Linked DNA regions of Homo sapiens: region 1 is linked to region 2. Evidence: chromatin loops called from intact Hi-C (ENCODE). Cell type or tissue: endothelial cell of umbilical vein. All regions are shown on one strand.

Region 1 (2,500 bases), 360 kb after region 2:
GGAAACAACCCAAATATCCACTAATAGATGAATGGATAAAAAAAAAGTTACGCTATATTTATACAATAGGATGCTAAGTAATAAAGGAACAAACTTGATATATGCAGCAACATGGATGAATGGTGAAATAATTATGCTGAATAGAAGAAGCCAGATATAAAAGAATATGTAGTTTATGATTCCATTTATATGAAACTCTAGAAAATGCAAGCTAATATAGAATGTCAGAAAGCTGATCAGTCGTTGTAGCGGTGGGGTACAGAGAGGTACAAGGGAAAAATTATTACAAGGGCCTTAAGGAGACTTTTGGTGATGATGGATTTGTTTACTATCTTTATTGTGATGATGGTTTCACAGTTACATACACAATCAAAACATCAAATTGCTCACTATAAATATGTACAGTTTATTGTATGTTAAAGCTGTTTTAAAAAAATAAGAAAGCCAAAAAGAAAGTAGGACTCGCTACTGGAATTCTTACTACTCTAGCAAACATTACAGAAAAACTATGTAACTATATAAATTAATTACAGATACTGTATTTTAAAATACCTCAGCGGGGCCAGGCACAGTGGCTCACGCCTGTAATCCCAGCACTTTGGGAGGCCGAGGCGGGTGGATCACCTGAGGTCAGGAGTTCAAAACCAGCCTGGCCAAGATGGTGAAATCCCGTCTGTACTAAAAATACAAAAATTAGTTAGGCACGGTGGCACATGCCTGTAATCCCAGCTACTTGGGAAGCGGAGGCAGGAGAATCACTTGAACCCAGGAGGTGGAGGTTGCAGTGAGCTGAGAATCGCACCATTGCACTTCAGCCTGGGCGACAAGAACAAAACTCCCTCTCAAAAAAAAGAAAAAGAAATATTTCAATGGATATTTTTTAAAGCAAAGAACCTTTTGTAAAAGTAATCTTGACTGTTGAATGCATCTTTTTTCATGACTGCTATTGTGATATATTGTGTTTCCTTAAAGGGGATGTACATCAATTCAGCTGGGATAACGACAGCACAATTCCACATCTTTCTAAGAGCTGAGCAACTATTGCATTATGGCAATTGTGCTTTGCCTTGAAGTGGCAGAGGGCAGATGCAATAGCTGACTCTACTGAGTCTTCAGTGTGCAGACAGTTTGGTTCACTTGTTAAATATGTATTGTGATTTGATGTTTACTCTACTTGGCATCTCAGCCAAATTTCACCTTAGGAACTTACATATACTTCATCAAGACAACATTACAAATACTTCAAAATGATTCATTTCCTCTTCACACAAATCTAAGTTAGTCCTTGCATAGAGGCTATTTACATGTGAAATTTCTTTTTCAGCCTACTAACAAAATCAGAACCACCAAGTTTTAAAATACCAATGTGTTTTAAATGTTTTAAATGTTCTATTAAAAGATCTGGCTTTGTTACCATGGGGTAAAAGAATGCGGTAAGTAGGAAGCATAAAAGTCAGCTGTGGAACTTGACTTTACAGATATGTTTCCTGAGCTCATTGTACAGAGTAAGCACAAATATGCTGATTGGTAATTCCCCTCCTTCCTGCCATGCTCATGGCAGTGGGACACAGGAACCATGATGTTCTTTCTCACCTCCTCTCTCTGATCCTACAGCTGTGGTGACTCAGCCTTTCTTTCTTTCTTTCTTTGTTTCTTTCTTTCTTTCAGGGTGTGAACGGCATGTCTGTGGATGAGAAGCCTGACTCCCCCATGTATGTGTATGAGTCCACAGTCCACTGCACCAACATCCTCCTGGGCCTCAATGACCAGCGGAAAAAGGATATTCTCTGTGACGTGACTTTGATCGTGGAGAGGAAGGAGTTCCGGGCCCACCGGGCTGTGCTGGCCGCATGCAGTGAATATTTTTGGCAGGCGCTGGTTGGACAGACAAAAAATGATTTGGTGGTCAGCTTGCCTGAGGAGGTACAGTAATTTGGTTTGTGTGATTGTTAATGAATGTTTATTGACTTACAGAAAACTGGCTGACTAGGAGCTAGAAGATGTACTAGGTGCCATGTCCCCACTCAGGAGTTGATGTCCAAGTCACATGTTAGGTCTGTGGCATAGTCAGTTTCTATTTGATACACTTAAAGTCTCAGAGGCACAGAATGTGAATATCTTTCTTGAAGGGAACTGAACCTCACCTGTGGCTCAGTCACTTGTAGTTTCTAGTTCACTTACCCTTCAGGTTTTGAGTGGTTCAGCCTAAGTTTGGCACAGTCCTAGATGTGGGATCTGAATCATTGCTATGATTTCTGTCTTTCAGATGGTGTAAGGATCACTAGATTTCCCTTGAGAGTAAAAGATCGAAAGCATTCACAGCACCTTCTTTGCTTGGGGGAAAAATAAAAGCAACTAGTAATTTTCACCATTAATTCAGTAAGATTCTAAGAAGTGTAAACTTGCTTTTCTCACCGTTGTTGAAAACAGCCCACTCAGGTTTCTTAATCACATCAGTGAATACGGTTATTTTGGCACTTTGGGAACACTAGTAGCTGGA
Region 2 (2,500 bases):
AGCAACCTCAAAAGCTAAACTGAGTCTTAAAATTTTAGATACCAAATTTACCTTCTAGTCCAACAATTTTGTTAAAATTTCATGTTTTGCACTGTTAATGATGGCATGCTTGTGTGGCATTTGCATTCATAAATGCAAATGTATTTACATGGCATTATACCCAGATGATTAATAAATTGTTTGGTTAACTACTTTGTTTTAGGCTAGTGAGTCTCTATTATTTTTAAATAGTTACTCCTTCTAATATGAAATATATTCAAACTTTTTTAAAACTGAAATTTTCTTCTGGACTTAAAAAAGAGACTAACATTGATTAGCACAAAATTTCAAATGGATCCACTAGTTTTGTAATAAATTAGCTCTGGCTGATATGGAGAAGGCGATGGGTTGAATTCTGTCCCCCTCCTGTCCATTCTTATGTTGGAGTCCTAACTGCCAGGACCTCAGAAATGTGACCTTATTTGGAAATAGGAGCATTGCAGGTACAATTAGTTAACATGAGGCCATACTGGAGCAGAGTGGGCCCCTCATCCAATGTGACTGGTTTCTTCTAAAAGGAGGAAATTTGGAGACAGAGACACACAGGGAGAACGCCATGTGGAGGTGAAGATAAAGAACACAACGGTGCTTCTACAAGCCAAGGAATGCCAAGGACCTCCAGCAAACCACCAAGAAGCTCAGGGGGAGGCACAGAACGAATTCTTTCTCACAGACCTCAGAAGGAACCAACGCTGCTGACGCCTGGATCTCAGACTTCCAGCCTCCAGAACTGCCAGGGAATACATTTCTGTTGTTTAAGCCATTCAGTTTGTAGTATTTTGTTATGGCAGCCCCCAGGAAACTAATACAATAACTAAATTTGGAAACTTTCTCTTGGCTTTTTTTTTTTAATTATCAAGAACAAGTGCCTCTAACAATTTGTATAAGTCTGACTTGTTCATCCTACTAACTACAAACATGCACACATATGACCACGTCCAAACACAGAGATAAGTATCTGGACTCAGTCTCACTGAGCGTAGTTGCTGGGAATGCCCTGGAGAGCATGCTGTAATAGTGGGCGTCAACAAGGATGGTGTTTTCTTACTCTCAGTCTTGAATTAGTAAAAGACGAAGAAAAAAAGCACACTTGCGTATTCGCTGGTGTAGGCCCAGTCATGATTCTTTTAAAGACGCTGCCAATAGATTTTAGTCATTCTCTGGCCAAGGTTTCTCTTCAACCGCAAACACTACATAGTTGCTGAATGAGTCACCACCTTGAGTCATCTAATTCCTTGACCAGTACATGCCTGCTGCTGACAGCACACAGTGTCTCTGGTTGTGTATTTTGTTTTGCTCCCGTCTCTGGATCTTCTTTAATACTTTCTCAAGGGCAGGGTTAAAGATTCACTGTGAATCCTTAGAGGATGAATCTCACTTACTTAGTGGCATGTGCACTGGCTGGTCATCAAGAACCAAGACATTAAGTTTTATTAAGCTTTCTCATACCTGGATCTCAACCTTATGTGGTCTTATTACTGAAAAAAAAAAAACAGTAAATGTAAGCTGAAAATATTTTTCCCCCTTCAAACTGTAAACCTATGCTCAAAAATTCAGGGGAAAACAAAAGGAAAGAAGAATGATGTTCCCAGGAAGGATGCCAGTGGAGCACAGCCCACTAAAACAAATAAACCTCAGAGCTTATTTTTGCATGACTTTTAAAAAGTGTGGCTTAAAGATATTTTCTCTATCAACATAACCACAAGATTCTTTGTTCTTGAATAGGAAAATATTTTATTCTTCAAGGTTGGTAGACTGAAGCATTTTGAATATTTGTAACTTTCTTTGTAATTTCTATCACTTACCTAATTTTTATTTTTCCATGAATGGGTACTTATATTATGGAAATAGAAATTAGAAAAATGGAAAAAAAAGTTCTTTTAATTCATTTCAACTATGCTGCCCTAGCTCCTAACTTTACCAAATACAGGGAGGAGAAAGATACATCTTAAGTTTCTACCTTAAATGGATAGGCTTCCATAAGCTGAAGAATGACTGTTCAAAGGTATTATTCATAACATATATTTGCATGGCAATACACAATTCTCACAAAACCCAATTCATCCTAAAAACGACCCCAAGAACCATATTGAGGAAACAGAAGTCCTCAGGTTATATGGAAGGTGGTGGGGCCAAGGACTCTTGGCTCAGTGCTCTTTGTTCTCCAGCCTGCTAAGGCAAATTGCCCTGGACAGGAGGCACAGCCATCTGCCACGGAGAATACTATAGTTAACTCTCCATCAGACTCCTCTCTGCCTAAGGACAGCAAAGCAAGCCACAAAACGTCTCTGTGCTTCTGTTTCCTCATCTGCAAAATCAGAATAATGTCACCAACCCTAAAAAGATAAGGTGAGAGTAAAATTAAACAAGGCCAGTGAAAGAAAGTTAATAAACCATAACGTGTTGTACACATTTTATACAAATCCCTTCTTAGAAGTTATGTCACAACAGAACACAAATA

Evidence for each region. Hi-C counts contacts between places; a loop is a spot of excess contacts. Peaks named below come from ENCODE experiments on the same cell type or tissue, not always from the same donor. Only the 100,000 strongest peaks of a DNase experiment are listed, where the experiment ranks them.
Region 1: it touches region 2 in a loop (10-fold over the local background); 2 of 110 quality-filtered maps call a loop at or near these places.

The regions. Positions count from the first base shown.
Region 1 is chr6:90,008,025-90,010,524 of GRCh38, reverse strand. BACH2 (BACH transcriptional regulator 2) reads left to right here. Exons shown (of 9, transcript NM_021813.4): 6 at 1,669-1,923. The coding sequence starts at 1,681. Among named protein-coding and RNA genes, the nearest start is that of GJA10, 110 kb to the right of the region's middle. In endothelial cell of umbilical vein, no CTCF peak of the experiment used is centred here; DNase peaks (open chromatin) are centred at 1,224 and 1,404; H3K27ac peaks cover 2,020 bases.
Region 2 is chr6:90,367,930-90,370,429 of GRCh38, reverse strand. No RefSeq gene overlaps it. Among named protein-coding and RNA genes, the nearest start is that of MIR4464, 56 kb to the right of the region's middle. RefSeq lists an enhancer at 364-1,563. In endothelial cell of umbilical vein, no CTCF peak of the experiment used is centred here; a DNase peak (open chromatin) is centred at 1,179; H3K27ac peaks cover 1,894 bases.